Regions from separate parts of the Homo sapiens genome. Here all the other regions are linked to region 4. The links are chromatin loops, found by intact Hi-C in ENCODE. Cell type or tissue: CD4-positive, alpha-beta T cell. All regions are shown on one strand. Region 1 has its middle 8.8 kb from the start of PWWP2B. Region 2 overlaps STK32C (serine/threonine kinase 32C). Region 3 overlaps JAKMIP3 (Janus kinase and microtubule interacting protein 3). Region 4 has its middle 7.8 kb from the start of LINC02870.

Region 1 (4,000 bases), 65 kb after region 4:
AAGTGCTAGGATTATAGGCTTGAGCCACCATGCCCTGCTTGTGGGTTTATTTTTTAATCTGACAGTTTTGCCAAACCTCATACTAGAAGGCGGGGCTTCTGTTTGCTAAAAACACCATGATATTTCATCATTAAACCAGTTGTTATCCACATCTGGGATACTTGGAGAAAACCCTCTCAGGGTATATTCACATTTCACGCCCAGCTTGCAAAGGCACCTTCATGCCTTCTGCTCCCCGACCCTGACCTCCCACTCACCTAACGAGCAGGAGCTAGCCTGTGTCCAGAGCGGGGCGGGCGGTGGGGAGGGGGTAGGTAGGAAAGGTCCTGTGCTGCTCCCTCCAGGCAGAGACTCCTAGGGGAGACAGTGTGGTGGCCTGGGGCCCAGGGGCCTCCCTGCAAACTCTTTCCCCTCAAACCCTCCTCCTGGTGGGTGTGGCTATGCATTTGTCCCGACCCCTCCACATGCAGAACCTGGCATGAGCCCTGGGGCGTGGGGACAGACACGGAGTCCAGGTGACCTCAGGGTTGTCCTGAGCTGAGGTGTAGACCCCAGGCAGACCCACAGACAGAGTGGGGCTCTCCGAGGTGTGGTTGGAGGGCCGAGAGCAGAGCCCTGTGCTGGATCTAGGGAGGCACTGGTGTGTCAGCAGGTGCAGCAGCGTGCAGCTGGGCTGGGCTGCGGGGCTCCTGTCCTTGCCCTCCTCCAGTGGCCAGGAGAGGCCAGGTGTTCGTGCTGTCCCCCACAGGATGCCTGAGGGAGGAGGTGCAGGAAGGAGCAGGATCCCCTGGGCTAGGGCTGGAGGGCGCTGGAGGCTGTCGCCTGCGTTCTCCCAGGTGCACAGAAATGAACACCTTCTGGCTGAGAAAGGCTGACTGGGGGGCCTCTGGGCAGCCTGGGGCCTGAGGGGAGCAGAGCTTGCTGGGAGGGCCTCATTCCTTCCCGGGTGGAGGGAGCAGCCAGGCAGCACCCTGACAGCTCCAGCCCTGGATGGAGAGCAGCCCCCACACTGGGCTCCAGCCCTGAGGGGTCTCCCCAGCCTCCTGACCCCACGGAGGAACTGGTGAGTGTAGTGGGTGCAGGGCCAGCTTCCAACAGTGACAAGGGGGACCTGAGCCCAGCTGCCCCCAAGGCCTGGCCAGCACTTGGGGAAGTCCGGCAGGGTGTCCTTGAGGTCACGTGAACTCCGCTTCTGGCCTCACGCCCCAAGGCCCACGCCGGGTTCTGCGCTGTGTGTCCTGAGACCCGGACCGAGCGCATGGGGCCTGAACGGCACCTTCCCTGGCCGGCTGCCCACGGACGTTTGTGGGCTTGGCCCTCCTGTTTTGGGCTCACTTGGGGTGCAGGACTCAGGGATCCACACAGGAGATGAGCCAGGCTTCCTTGAGGGAGCCAGGAGGGCCGGAGTTTTGGCCGATTGCTTTCTCAGCCTGAGACGTTGCCCTGTAATGCTAACCCTGTTGCCATGGCCTGGCGTGGGACCTCCAGGGCCGGGCAGCTGCTTCCCTCAATGAGAGCCCCCGAGCCCCTGCAGGCGGCTCCGTGGTGCGCCCCCTCACCCCCGCATGAGCCCCCCGCCCCCGCATGAGCCCCCCGCCCCCGTATGAGCCCCCCGCCCCCGCATGAGCCCCCCCGCCCCCCGCATGAGCCCCCGCCCCCGCATGAGCCCCCCGCCCCCCGCATGAGCCCCCCGCCCCCCGCATGAGCCCCCCGCCCCCGCATGAGCCCCCCCGCCCCCGCATGAGCCCCCCGCCCCCGCATGAACCCCCCGCCCCCGCATGAGCCCCCCGCCCCCGCATGAGCCCCCCGCCCCCGCATGAACCCCCCGCCCCCGCATGAGCCCCCCGCCCCCGCATGAGCCCCCCGCCCCCGCATGAGCCCCCCGCCCGCGCACGAATCCCCCCGCCCCCCGCATGAGCCCCCGCCCCCGCATGAGCCCCCGCCCCCCGCATGAGCCCCCGCCCCCGCATGATCCCCCCGCCCCCCGCATGAGCCCCCGCCCCCGCATGAGCCCCCCGCCCCCGCATGAGCCCCCGCCCCCGCATGAGCCCCCCGCCCCCGCATGAGCCCCCCGCCCCCGCATGAGCCCCCCGCCCGCGCACGAATCCCCCCGCCCCCCGCATGAGCCCCCGCCCCCGCATGAGCCCCCGCCCCCCGCATGAGCCCCCCGCCCCCGCATGAGCCCCCCGCCCGCGCACGAATCCCCCCGCCCCCGCATGAGCCCCCCGCCCGCGCACGAATCCCCCCGCCCCCGCATGAGCCCGCGCCACGCCTGGCCTTGGAGCGCCACCTGCAGGTGAAGTCGGTTCACGGGAGGCGGGGCCTGCGTCCTGGGGCCCCAGGGCTGGTGACGCCCATCAGCACTCCTGGGACACCGCCTGTGACCCCCTGAGAGCATCCGCCAACCACATTCACGTTTCTCACGCACTGGCTCCCTGCTGCGGCTGCTGCTCTCTCCAAGCCGTGGGCCTGCGACCACCCCAGACCATCTGCCTTCTGCAGCACAGTTCCTGCCCCTGGGGGTTCTCAGGCCTGGCTCTGGGCTGTCGCCTCCCTTTTCCCTTCCCAAGGCAGCTCGGCAGAAAAATGAGAAGTCCCAGAAGCTCAGGACGCCCTGAGCTGGAAGTCAACATAGACGGTACTCACTCAGTAGCTAAGGGAGGCAAAGAGAACAGCAGAGCAGGAACCAGGGGAGGGGGACTCCACCCAGACATCCCAAATCCACCAGGGGAGGGGGATCCCACCCAGAGACCCCAAATACACCAGATAGAGGAGTACCTCCCACCCAGACACTCCAAATCCACCAAGGAGAGGGGTACGTTCCACCCAGACACCCCAAATCCACCAGAGAGAGGGGCACCTCCAACCCAGACACCCCAAATCCACCAGAGAGAGGGGTACCTGTCACCCAGACGCCCCAAATCCACCAGAGAGAGGGGTATGTCCCACCCAGACACCCCAAATCCACCAGGGAGAGGGACACCTCCAACCCAGACACCCCAGATCCACCAGATAGAGGGGCACCTCCCACCCAGACACCCCAAGTTCACCAGGAAGAGGGGCACCTCCAACCCAGACACCCCAGATCCACCAGATAGAGGGGTACCTCCCACCCAGACACCCCAAATCCACCAGGGAGAGGGGCACTTCCCACCCAGACACCCCAAAGCCACCAGGGAGGGGGGCTTCCGCCCAGACACCACAAATCCACCAGGGAGAGGGTTGCCTCCTGCCCAGACACCTCAAATCCACCAGGGAGAGGGGCACCTCCCACCCAGACACCCCAAATCCACCAGATAGAGGGGTACCTCCCACCCAGACACCCCAAATCCACCAGGGAGAGGGGCACCTCCCACCCAGACACCCCAAATCCACCAGAGAGGGGAGGCTTCCTGCCCAGATACCCCAAGTCCACCAGGGAGGGGGGGCCTCCTGCCCAGATACCTCAAATCCACCAGGGAGTGGGGGCTTCCTGCCCAGACACCCCCAATCCACCAGGGAGGGGGGCTTCCTGCCCAGACACCACAAATCCACCAGGGAGAGGGTTGCCTCCTGCCCAGACACCTCAAATCCACCAGGGAGTGAGGGCTTCCTGCCCAGACATCCCAAATCCACCAGGGAGAGGGGCGCCTCCTGCCCAGACACCTGAAATCTATAAGAGGTTACAGGATCCAGAGAGGCCGCAGGGACTTGCTGGCTGCAGGGCCCCATCAGGAGCAGGGCCACGTTCAGAAGATGGGCTGAGTCACAGGGTGGAGGGTGGGTGCCAGGGCCTCCAGCACCGTTTCCCCACCAGCCTGTAAGCACCTTCCAAGCAGGGGTCTGGGTGGTGGCTTCTGTGCCAGCTCCTCTACCCTGCCCAGCAGCAATTACCCGCCACTGCCATCCGGGAGGCAGGCTCTCCCGCTCCCCTTGAAATGGGGCCTCTCACAGAGTGAGGTCGGGGTTTAGAGGGTGAGAGAGGGCAGATGACCACGGGAAGGGTGATGTGGAAAATGAG
Region 2 (4,000 bases), 230 kb after region 4:
GGAAGCCAGCTCCCTCCTGGCCCTCTGGGGCTGATCTACCTGGACCCAGGCCCCCTGGGATCCCAGCCAGATGGGCGCAGCAGCCAGGGCGCAGGACCCAGGCGTAAGCTTTATCTCACCCAGGCTCCTCCGCGGCAGGTGGAGGCCAGGCTGTGCTCAGAGCTGTGCCTGCACTTGGGGTGGGGGGAGGGGGTCCTCTCAGGGCGATGGCACCTGTGTCTGGCATTGTTCTGGGTGTCCTGGGGGCCAGGAGGACCTGCCCAGCACTGCCTCCCTGTCTCCAGAGGCCCTATGACATCCACTCCAGCAACGCCGTGGAGTCCCTGGTGCAGCTGTTCAGCACCGTGAGCGTCCAGTATGTCCCCACGTGGTCCAAGGAGATGGTGGCCTTGCTGCGGAAGGTGAGCCCCCATCCCTGAGCCTCCTCACCCTCCGAGCACCCACCTCCCTCCCTCACTTACCTGCGGCTCGGGACACCCCCTCCAGTGCACAGTTAGTGCCGCTTCCTGGCAGGCACAGATCCCTTCACTGCAACCTGTGGGGGCCTCCGCAGATGGCAGCCCCAAGCCCCAGGAAGCGAGCTGGTGGCAGGCTCTGTGGCCCTCTCATGGCGAGCCCTACCAGGTCACTGGTGTCCTGGTGATCCCCTGAGCTGCGTCTCCAGGCACCCTCACAGCAGGCTTGTGCGCCCGCCCTGCCGGTCACCACAGAGGAGCCCTGAGCCACGTCCCCTTGTCCCACGTATTGGAAGGAGGGTGTCGGGTGGGTGGGTTCAAGCCCATGCTATCTCCGGGACCCTTTGCCCCAGTGCCTCCTGGGGAAGGTGGGCAGCCACTGCCCACTGCAAACACCTCTCAGGGGACATCAGCCTGGCAGGGACACGGGCAGGGGTGTGGCCATCAGTAGTGCCTCCCATTTGTGATCTGGTGCTAGGCTGGGGCTGTGCCTTGACTGGGCTGCACAGCTCCCTGTTCCGAGCCTCGCATTAACACCATAGGGGGTTCGGAGTCAGAGCCAGGCCCAGGCAGGACAGGGAGGGGAGTGAGTGTGCCACACGGGCCCGGCTGCCTCCCGGCCCCCGTGTCTCAGGCAGGTGGGGCCTCCTGCCCTGGAATTGTAGCCAAGCAGCCTAAATCCTTGGGGAGGCCTTGCCTGCCGGGGCCTCTCCCCAGCCCCGAGAGTCTCTTAACTCTGCTGTAGCCCCACGAAGCTCAGTCACACCTGCCCAGGTGGCTCACAAGGTGGCACTGGGCTAGAGAGGGCCTGCGTGGGGACTGGGGATGACCCACACGCCCAAGCCCAGGTCTGGGAAACCTCGCACGGGGTCTGGGTCTGCGGCATTTTCCCTGGAAAGGCGGGAGGTGCCAGCGCTGGGATGTTGCTTCCCAGGCCATGCATGGCTGCCCCGGGCTCATCTGGCCTGTGGAGGTCCCATGATTCGGTGAAGGAAGTGGCTCTGGGATAGTTACTGTGAGGCCAGCCATGTGCCGAGTGTTAGCCGCTAGCCGGGCCTCGGCTGCCACCTCCTGGCAAATCCCAGCAGAGCCTTCCCTGCAGATCCCTCTGCTGTCCTCTGGCGCCAGGGGTTTAGGTAGCAGCACTGAGAACAGGCGTCCCTTGGGCCACATGCTGAGCCAGCCACGGTGCTTTGCCTGATGTCGGCCGTCGGCACCACCCTTCCTCGCGTGGCCCTGAGGTTCCTGAATTCTGAACCTCAGGCTTGGTGGGACCCTCCTCAAGGTGCCCTGGCCTGGGGGTGGCGGGCTATTCCGTGCTGGTGGGCTGTGGGCCCTGGACCCTCTGACTCATGCCTGGTTGCAGCTCCTCACTGTGAACCCCGAGCACCGGCTCTCCAGCCTCCAGGACGTGCAGGCAGCCCCGGCGCTGGCCGGCGTGCTGTGGGACCACCTGAGCGAGAAGAGGGTGGAGCCGGGCTTCGTGCCCAACGTAAGCCTGTGGGCGGCTCAGGTGGGGGGCCCTGGGGATGGATGTGGCGTCCTCCACGGGCCGGGGCTCAGCACCCATCCCTCTGTAGAAAGGCCGTCTGCACTGCGACCCCACCTTTGAGCTGGAGGAGATGATCCTGGAGTCCAGGCCCCTGCACAAGAAGAAGAAGCGTCTGGCCAAGAACAAGTCCCGGGACAACAGCAGGGACAGCTCCCAGTCCGTGAGTGCCAGGGCAGGCTCAGGGCGCGGCGGCGGGCTGGGCTTGGGGCTCCTCTCTACCACCGAGCAAGGCGTGTGGGGACCCCTGGCAGCGCACACGTCTCGGAAGTCCAGCAGACCGTTTCCTGAAGTCCTGAGAAGGCCAGAGACCTCCCTTCTGCCTTTCCCAGCCCCCACCTCGCTCCTTATGAAGCAGGTGGGCAGGGACAACCAGGGCTGGGGTTATGAGTGCACGGGGATGGCCATGTGAAGCCTTCGTGCTTGCCCAGGTGTGCTGGTGTTGGTTGTGTGTGCGGGGACGGCTATGTGAAGCCCTCACACTCGCCCAGGTGCGTCAGCATCAGGTATGTGTGCCGGGACAGCCATGTGAAGCCCTCACACTCACCCAGGTGCGTCGGCATCAGTTGTGTGTGTGGGGACGGCCATGTGAAGCCCTCACACTCGCCCAGGTGTGCTGGCTTTGGTTGTGTGTGCAGGGATGGCCACATGAAGCCCTCACACTCGCCCAGGTGCGTCAGCATCAGGTGTGTGTGTGGGGACGGCCATGTGAAGCCCTCACACTCGCCCAGGTGCGTTGATGTTGTGTGTGCAGGGATGGCCATGTGAAGCCCTCACACTCACCCAGGTGCGTTGATGTCAGTTGTGTGTGCAGGGACAGCCATGTGAAGCCCTCAGACTAGCCCAGGTGTGTCGGTGTCAGTTGTGTGTGTGGGGATGGCCACGTGAAGCCCTCACACTTGCCCAGGTGCGTTGATATTAGTTGTGTGTGCAGGGATGGCCACGTGAAGCCCTCACACTCACCCAGGTGCGTTGATGTCAGTTGTGAGTGTGTGCAGGGATGGCCACATGAAGCCCTCAGACTCGCCCAGGTGTGCTGGCTTTGGTTGTGTGTGCAGGGACGGCCATGTGAAGCCCTCACACTCGCCCAGGTGCGTCAGCATCAGTTGTGTGTGTGGGGACGGCCATGTGAAGCCCTCACACTCACCCAGGTGTGTCGACATCAGTTGTGTGTGGGGGGACGGCCATCTGAAGCCCTCACACTCACCCAGGTGTATCGGTGTCAGTTGTGTGTGCGGGGATGGCCACGTGAAGCCCTCACACTTGCCCAGGTGCGTTGATATTAGTTGTGTGTGCAGGGATGGCCACGTGAAGCCCTCACACTCACCCAGGTGCGTTGATGTCAGTTGTGAGTGTGTGCAGGGATGGCCACGTGAAGCCCTCAGACTAGCCCAGGTGTGCTGGCTTTGGTTGTGTGTGCAGGGACGGCCATGTGAAGCCCTCACACTCGCCCAGGTGCGTCAGCATCAGTTGTGTGTGTGGGGACGGCCATGTGAAGCCCTCACACTCGCCCAGGTGCGTCAGCATCAGTTGTGTGTGTGGGGATGGCCACGTGAAGCCCTCAGACTAGCCCAGGTGCGTCAGCATCAGGTGTGTGTGCCGGGACAGCCACGTGAAGCCCTCACACTCGCCCAGGTGTGCCGGCTTTGGTTGTGTGTGCGGGGACGGCCACGTGAAGCCCTCATGCTCACTCAGGCATGCTGGTATTCTGGGGCTGCCAGGACAGGTGACCACGAATCAGGTGGTTGAAGAACAGCAATGCGTCTCTCTGAGATGGATCTGAGTCGTAATGAAATGGTCTCCTTCACAGCCGGCTGTGCGTGAACTACTCTGTCTCCTGCAGCTCCCCTGTCTTGATAATTGGCTGTCTAGGCAGCGGGTAAGGTGAACCCCTTGGGCAGTTATGTGATGATCTCAGTTTCTGTAAATCGGAAGTCCAGGCATGGTGCAGCTCTGTTCCCTGCTTCGGGGTCTCACCAGAATGTGAGCTAACATT
Region 3 (4,000 bases), 300 kb after region 4:
AGGAGCCCGGCCCTCTCCCGACTGTCCACACAGCTGCTGTTACCTTTTCGGCCAAGGTCAGGACTGTCCTGGCTTGTATGACAACCACCTGCTCCTCATTGGTCAGGTTCTGCACCCAAAAGCAGAACACAGGTGCGGTCAGAAGCAGTGCCTTTGGGGGTGAGGGTGAGTGATGGATGCATGGGGAAGCTGACTGGGGAGGCTGACTGGGGACGCCTGGGTGGGGGCCAGAGCTAAAAAGTGCTTTGACTGACATCTCCCTCCCAGCATCTCTGACACCCTTGACTTGAGCTTGTTCCCTCCGGGTGCTGCCGATTTTGTTTTCTCTCATTCTCCCTCTGCTGGTAATCACCAGGTCTAGGTAACCAGCTGAGGCAGATGCGTATGCGCTGCTCAATGCAGGCAGGCCACCAATACATCCCCAGCAGTGGCTGCTGCTCTGCCCAGCCTCTGTCCCCTTCTGTGTTTAAAGCCAGCCTCTGCATATGCACCTGTGGTTATTAAAACACCACTTGGGAACAGTGGAGGAGAGACCACATGTTCATGGCTGTGAAATGGCTGAATCCCTGGAAGGTTTTGTCTCTTTTATGCATGTTTTATTCATGCTTCCTCCCCAACCGAGGGGCCCCTGGGTGGCCCTTCTGGGTAGAGTGATTATGGCTTTCGATGTGGGCACCTCACACTCTCAGACTCTGCTGCAGCCTGCATCCAGACCAGGGCTGCCTGACTCCAGCTCGTGGGGCCTCTCTGATTCTTGCCAGCTCACTCCAAAAGCCCTGTCCATGCCATTCTCTCCCTAGAGTGCAAGCTCCCTAACAGCAGGCATCTCTTGCTGTCCCCCAACCCCAAAGTCTGCACAGGGTCTCCCACAGGGGGGAGTCAGGCTCAGTCTGTAGTCCATGGTGGGGGCCAGCTGCACTCCTGACTCAGGCAAGAACCTCATCCTGCATGGCTGGGGCCAGGTGCCCTCATCTCTCCTGCCCTGCTCCCTTCTCCCATGGCAGGGCTGGGCAGGCCACAGACCTCTCCCAACACTTTAAGTTGGGGAGGCTGAGCAGGTGGCTTCAGGGTGACTGAGGGAATCTACCCAGATGTGATTAAACCACAAGTTGCATGTGAAGTCAACACTGATTGCACAGCCAGGCTTGAAGGGCCACTGTCAGCCCACTGTCAAGAGCTCCCCAGCATCTCCACAGGTCCCCTGAGCTTAAGCCTGGCCATGAGCCCTCCAGTATCCAACCTCCTCTGTCCCTGGGCTCTGTGACAATGGCCTCAGAGGCTGCATGATGACTGCAGGGCTGTCACACTCAGTGGCACTCTTGGTGGACAGCTATGGGGCTGGGCAGGAACCCTGAAATAGGCCTGGGTGGGGCTGGGTACCCCCAACTCTGCCACTACATCAGCTCTGTGACCCTGGGCAGTGCCTTTGGGGACTCAGCTTCTCCAACTGTGAATCAGAGTTGCCCAATACAGTTCCCAAGACCTCATGATGGGGCTGATACCCAGGACTGGACCCCAGAGATGTCAGGTCCACGGCCACCCTGCTGTGGCTCTTCGGCCACCTATGACCACAGTGGAGCCCCCAGCTCTGAGAGAAGCAGACCCACACCCAGAGCCTCCCTGCTGAAAGTACCCCTGCCCTGTGCCTCACTGCTCCCCAGGGGCTGGGCAGGCAAGGGGAGAAGGGAGTCCTCGGATGCAGAGCACTGGATGGAGGAAGTGGAAGGTCAATGAAGGTAGGATGAGGGATGGATAGATGGATGGATGGAGGGAGGGGATGTGGATAGGTGGAAGGATAAAGGATGAAGGATGGAAAGATGGATAAATAGCTTATGGAGGATGGATGAATGAATGAATGATGGAGGATGCATAGATAAATTATGGAGGGTGGATGGATTGATGGATTTTGGAGAATGGATGAATGAATGGAGGATGAAGGAAGGATGGATGGAGAATGAATAGATGGATTATGGAGGATGAATGGGAGATGGATGGATGGGTGAAAGGTTAATGGGTAGAGGATGGTAGATGGAGAAGGAATGGATGGAGGATGGTGGATAGAGGACAGATGGAGGATGGAGAATGAATGGATTAGGGATGATGGATGATAGATAGATGGAGGATGGATGGACAGATTGTGGATGATGGATAAATGGATGGATTAAGGATGATGGATGAAGGATAGATGAAGGATGAAGGATGGATAGATGGATTATGGAGGACGGATAAATGAATTGTGGAGGACAGATAGATGGATTATGGAGGATGGATAAATGAATTGTGGAGGACGGATACATGGATTATGGAGGACGGATACATGGATTATGGAGGACGGATAGATGGATTATGGAGGACGGATAGATGGATTATGGAGGACGGATAAATGAATTGTGGAGGATGGATACATGGATTATGGAGGATGGATGGATGGATTACACAGGATAGATAGATGGATGGATATAAGACAGAGCATGAATGAAGGGCTAGGTAGATGGTGCATTGATGGGGAATAAATGGATGGAGAGCAGAGGATTAGTAATGGGCGGATGAAAATTGGGATGAAGAGGTGCATTATTTTGCCCACTCAGTAATTAACATTCTTTCAAGGAGTTTGCTATAGAAATTGGAACTCTGCCCCAAATGAAATTTAGGAGTTATCTATAGAGTCTGCTTTTCCCCCAAGCCAAGGAAGTGGAACCCCTAAGGGTCTTGGTTTGTCTAAGAGCAACAGCCCCCTATCCTCATGGCAAGTATGGAAGGGCTGAGAGATCCCAGAAGCTGGGCAATGTGATGGGAAGTGCCATCAGCTGGAAGAACCAGGTGTGCACAGCAGAGGCCCCAGTGGGCCCTGGAGCAGTGTGAGGAAGGCTCCGATTCTGAGCAGGCTCTGGGCCTAGTGGAGGGTCTCAGGCAGGGTGGCCCATGGCAGGGCTGTGGGAGGCTGGCAGGGCCTCCTGGACCCCAGAGGGGCTGGGCTGGGGGTTGTGGGTGTAAGAGGCATGCACAAGCCAGGAGAGCGACATACACTTACGGCGTTATCGCCCAGGATGTCCAGCTTCTTCATCAGCTCCGCAACCACAATGTCCTAAGGCACAGAGGACAGGTAGGGGTGAGTGGCCACGGGGTGGGCAGAGGGGGTGGGGAAGGACAGGGCAGGGAAGGGCGGAGGGGAGGTGGTGGGGGTGGGGGAGGGGGAGGGGAGGGGCAGGGGTGAGGTAGGGCAGGGTGGGGGCAGGGGTGAGGTAGGGCGGGGTGGGGGCAGGGGTGAGGTAGGGTGGGGTGGGGGCAGGGGTGAGGTAGGGCGGGGTGGGGGCAGGGGTGAGGTGGGGCAGGGGTGAGGTGGGGGGGTAGGGGTAGGGTGGGGGCAGGGAGGGGGTGAGGTGGGGCAGGGAGGGGGTGGGGCGGGGGTGGAGAGGGTGGGGCGGGGGCGGAGGGGGTGGGGCGGGGGCGGAGGGGGGTGGGGCGGGGGCGGAGGGGGGTGGGGCGGGGGCGGAGAGGGGGTGGGGCGGGGGATGGGTGAGGTGGGGGCGGAGTGGGCAGGAGGGGCGGGACTCACCGTCACACCTTCGGCCTCGCAGTACACCTGGAGGGGGCTCTTCCCGTCCACGAAGGGCGTGTGGTGGAAGCTGATGGCGGGTGACTTCCTCTCCCTCTCCTAGGACAGAGGGACAGAAGGGTGAGCCGCTCCCCTCCCATCCCTTCCCTCTAAGAGGACTGTGCTGGGGCCTGAGGAACACGGGCCAAGACCATGGAACCAGGGATCAACACAGCATTTATGAAAACCAAACCGCAGCGGCAGCAGTGGTGGCAGAATCTGCACTGGACCTGGACCTGCCCACAAGGACTGCCCCTGTATATTCGCTGACCCCAGATGTGCCGGGCAGAGTTCATCACACTCTGGCCACGTGGCCTGGGCAGTCCCACCCTGAGCCCACGGGCACATCCCTCAGTGAATCCCAGGGGCTATGGGGAGGATCAGGGGAGGGGCTGCAGGTTGCAT
Region 4 (4,000 bases):
GTGGGAGGATCTCTGGAGCCTGGAAGGTTGAGGCTGCCCAGCCTGGGCAACAGAGTGAGACCCTATGTCAAAAAGAAAAGAAAAGAAAACCCGTTGGGGGCTGCTGCCTGGAAAAACCACACCCAGGCAGAATTCAGTACTGCCACGCCCCTTCTGAAGTTTGGTTTGAAAATATGGCCATTGCACCTCAGATAATCATGTTTACACTTCTTGACAGTGGAAATTCTTTACCCGGAATCATGCTGGGGTCTCGAGGCCCACAGCGGGACGCCCAGGGCTGCTCTGGTTCTGAGGTGGCTGGGGTGGTGGCTCTGACCCCTTGGCCCTACCCTTCTGGACTCACGCTGGTCACCGGGTCCTGCAGCCTGTGCCCTCTCCCCTGAGAGGACTGGGATGACCTTAGAATTCGTCCAAGAGTGACTGCAGCCCTGGAGTCTCGGACGTTCGTTTTGAGGTGTGTGCAGCTGGGCTCCAGTCTAGGGCCTATCTCTGAGCTGAGAATAACCGCACGCGGTCCCGTGGTTCACGAGGGATCGGTGCAGGCTGCGGGGAGATAGACGTTTGTGTGCCGTGGGGGAAGGGGGGCCCTGGGCTCCCTGCGCACCTCTCCCTGGAGACTCAGAACTAGAGACCTCGCCACTAGACCCACAGACGCTGCCCATTGCTCCTGGGATGGCTCCGCAGACGTAGCCTCCTGATGCGGCCTCACCCTGGCAGCCTGCGAAGAAGCCACATCTTTACCTTACGGAGACGGCTTCTTTCCTTAAACCTCATGAACCAACCTCTGTGGACTTCAGACTTTTCTTCTGCAGCTTCCTCACCCTCTCCACCTTTGTGGAGTTGGAGAGAGTTAGGGCCTTGCTCTGGTCGAGGCTCTGGCTTAAGGGAGGGTCATGGCTGGTTTGATCTTCTGTCCGGACCACTCGAACTTTCTCCACATCAGCAAGGAGGCAGTTTCACTTGTTGGCAACTGTGTGTCCACTGGAGTAGCATTTTAACTTCCTTCAAGGACATTTCCTGGGTATTCATAACTTGGCTCACTGGTGCAAGAGGCCTAGCTATCGACCTTGGCCTTCACCTGCCTGCCTCACTCAGCTTAGCCATGTCCAGCTTGTGATTTAAAGCGAGAGACCAGCAACTCTTCCCTCCACTTACACTTAGAGGCCATCGTGGGGCTCTGCTGTGACGTGTCATGAAAGGGGCACACCTGTGGGGGACAACACAGCCTCTGCACAGTCTCTTCTGAGTCCAAACTCGGGACCACGCCCTGGTGCCTCGGAGAGGGGCCAGGGAGCCGGGGCTTGGCCACCCACCTCTGTGCCTGGGGTCCTGACCTGTCCCTCAGCCCACGGCGCGGTGTGCGGCACCTGCCACGGGCCGTCCCGCCCTGGTCTTCGCTGTGTCTTCTCCACCTGGGAAAGCTCCAGCTTCAACCCTGGGGCTCAAAGCCAGAAGGCTCCTGCCCCTACACCCTCCTATGAGCCTCCTCCGGGCCCTATTTAGCAAATGGTTATGCAGGTACATTCATGCATAAAGACTCGGTTCTCTAAGTCCCTGCTCTAGAAAGAAGTCATCGTGTCCCCCTCTCGCAGCCGCCGCGTCTGTTTGTAAGCCCTGCAGGGGCCACTCCGGAACGACCCCCCGGGCCCCGCCCCGCGGCCACGCGGGGACGCGATGCTAGGAGGTGTCGGCAGGGGGCGCCGCTACACCGTCCAGCCCCTTTCCGGTTCCTGCGGGGCCGGCGGGGGGTGGAGCCAGCGCCCGCCCTGCCCCGCGACCCCGCCCCTGGGAAGTCCCCGCGCACGGGACTCGCGGGGCCTTCCGGAGCCGCCTTGGACAGGTGCCCGGGGCTCTGCTGTTTGCAGAAGCGTCACCACCTGCAATTTTCTGCACATTCTGCAGAACAGTGTTGGGGGGTGGGTAATGTGATCCTGGGGTACAGAAGGGGAAACCGAGGCACAAGAGATTTATCCTAACCTGGCCTTAAATCTGGCTGCTGGGAAGTGGCCACGCAGGGCCTAGTGGTTCACTCTTCCCCTGTCCTTCCCAGGCCCCGCCCCCCCCAATCCCTGGTGGACTGGCCCCTAGGTGGGCTGTGGGCACTGGGAGATGTTCCTTGCGGGGCTCAGTCCTGGGGCCTCCTGCACGGTGCTGGGTGGATCTGCCTAGCCGGGACTGCCAGGGCTGAGGTGCTGGAAACACTCAGGTTCCTAGGTAGGGCTCAGCCCCCAGGGGCAGGAGGTGAGGGGTCATCCTTCAGCCTTAATGGCCAGGCCTGACTGGGGCCTGGCAGGTGCAGCAGGACGGGCTACTTGGATCCCTCAGACCTCCAGTCCCTCCCTCCCAGCTCCATGGCCTCCCAGAGGTCCCCAGCCAGGACACAGGCCTTTCCAGAGCTGCCTGGGGAGATCAGGGTCAGGGTGCCCCTCCCTGGTGGATCCTGCCGCACATGGAGAGGGTGGTCTGCCTGAGTGGCGCCGGCACCTCGTGCAGTGTGAGGTCCCAGGCGCAGCGTGGGCGTCTAGGCACAGTGCGGGCTCCCAGGTGCAGCGTGGGTGACAAGGCACAGTGTAAGCTGCCGGGTACAGCGTGGGCACCCAGTGCCTGGGGGAGCTGCATGCTGGGTGGCAGCTGTGTCCTTCTGTATGGGACCAGCAGAGGGTGTCACGCCCCTCTAGGGCAGCGCTGACCACCCAGAGACTGCAGGGTCGGGTCCCTGGGCAGCAGAGGGCCCTAGGGCTAGGCAGGGCCATGCTGGGTGCCTCTGGTGCTGGAGCCCTGTGGCACCTTTGGCTGGACCCTGACATGGGCTCCCCACCCCACCCTCAGGCCCAGGCGGCTCCAGTGGCCACTCAAGGGCCACGCCCCAGGTACAGTGCATGGCTTTACCTGGAGGGTATGCGGGGCCACCCCCAACACACATATCGCTGTCCCCTTTCCCCAACACACGGACGGCTGTCCCCTTGGGCTCAGCTCCTGCAGGCGGCTGCAGCGTGCTCCCTGCCAGACTGTGGCAGCCAGCGCAGGGGTCCCGGCACCCCAGCATGCCCCACCCAGCACCCTGCTCTTCCACAGGGAGATGCTCCCCTCTTGCCTTCCGTGCCACCTTCCCCTCTGGCCCTGAACATCCTGATTTCTTCCTCCACAGCCAAAGTGTCAGCCAGGGGCTGCCTGCAGGTCCTCACCCACTAACTCACTCATTCAGCAACCGCAGGTGAGGCAAGCCTCTGTGCTGACCCGCCGGGCGCCGCCCCTCTGTTGCGCATGGTCTCCTGGGAGAAGGTTCCTGGAGGCAGGAGCTGCTCCCCTGCCCAGGATGGGGCCAGCAGGGAGGCAAGGGGTGGCCACGAGGTGGTCACCCATTCCCCTGGAATGCTGTGTTTTGGGGGGCCCTTGTCAAGTGAAGGTAATGGCTCAGCTGTTTTGGGACAAGCCCATCTGAGCCTGGAGCATGGTTTGGAACAGCCAGAGCCTGGAAGGTGCTGGGGGAAGCTGCCTTTGCATCTGAGCCCTGTCCAGGTCCCAGCCAGCTCCCAGCCCTGCGTGCTCCAGGCCAGGTGGGCTCAAAATGTACCCTGAGCTCTGAGAGGGCAAGAGAGGGGCTGACATAGACCTGGCATAGAGTGGGGCGCAGTGCTTGGCGGGCCCACCCCTCGCCCTGCCTGTTTCCAGGATTCAGTTCCCCTATCTGCGAACTGTAGAACCAAAGCGGACATCCCCAGGAATTCTAAGACGCTCAGACTCCAAGGACCCTCCCCCATTCAGCCAGGGGCCGCCCCTTCATTTCCTCGGGCCAGGCCTTGTAAAGGGTGGGCCCCTCTGAGGACCTCCAGAAAGCTGATCCTCCTGACTGGGGGGCTGTGCCCTGGGCTTTGGAACATGAGGGGGGGCCCAGAGGTCAGCCCTCCCTCAGCTGGCCCAGGTCCATGTCCAGTGACCTGTGGGACCCTCAGAGTCTGTGCTGGCTGGACACACTCCTGCCACTCCACCCTGTGCTGCA

The links. Peaks named below come from ENCODE experiments on the same cell type or tissue, not always from the same donor. Only the 100,000 strongest peaks of a DNase experiment are listed, where the experiment ranks them.
Region 1: a loop joins it to region 4, with 11 times the contacts of the local background. A loop is called at or near these places in 109 of 110 quality-filtered maps.
Region 2: it touches region 4 in a loop (9-fold over the local background); 95 of 110 quality-filtered maps call a loop at or near these places.
Region 3: it touches region 4 in a loop (2.3-fold over the local background); 9 of 110 quality-filtered maps call a loop at or near these places.

The regions. Positions count from the first base shown.
Region 1 is chr10:132,386,431-132,390,430 of GRCh38, reverse strand. No RefSeq gene overlaps it. Among named protein-coding and RNA genes, the nearest start is that of PWWP2B, 8.8 kb to the left of the region's middle. RefSeq lists an enhancer at 224-903 and a silencer at 2,211-2,330. In CD4-positive, alpha-beta T cell, a CTCF peak has its summit at 2,330 (motif pointing left); DNase peaks (open chromatin) are centred at 1,206 and 2,330; H3K4me3 peaks cover 252 bases.
Region 2 is chr10:132,220,808-132,224,807 of GRCh38, reverse strand. It overlaps STK32C (serine/threonine kinase 32C), which reads left to right. Exons shown (of 12, transcript NM_173575.4): 8 at 285-401; 9 at 1,822-1,947; 10 at 2,036-2,167. Among named protein-coding and RNA genes, the nearest start is that of DPYSL4, 36 kb to the right of the region's middle. In CD4-positive, alpha-beta T cell, a CTCF peak has its summit at 1,528 (motif pointing left); a DNase peak (open chromatin) is centred at 1,537.
Region 3 is chr10:132,149,067-132,153,066 of GRCh38, reverse strand. It overlaps JAKMIP3 (Janus kinase and microtubule interacting protein 3), which reads right to left. Exons shown (of 24, transcript NM_001323087.2): 15 at 3,557-3,655; 16 at 3,026-3,085; 17 at 44-109. Among named protein-coding and RNA genes, the nearest start is that of JAKMIP3-AS1, 36 kb to the left of the region's middle. In CD4-positive, alpha-beta T cell, CTCF peaks have their summits at 1,874 and 2,084; no DNase peak of the experiment used is centred here.
Region 4 is chr10:132,451,005-132,455,004 of GRCh38, reverse strand. No RefSeq gene overlaps it. Among named protein-coding and RNA genes, the nearest start is that of LINC02870, 7.8 kb to the right of the region's middle. RefSeq lists an enhancer at 851-1,715 and a silencer at 1,469-1,898. In CD4-positive, alpha-beta T cell, a CTCF peak has its summit at 1,663 (motif pointing right); DNase peaks (open chromatin) are centred at 1,814 and 2,524; H3K4me3 peaks cover 460 bases; H3K27ac peaks cover 1,474 bases.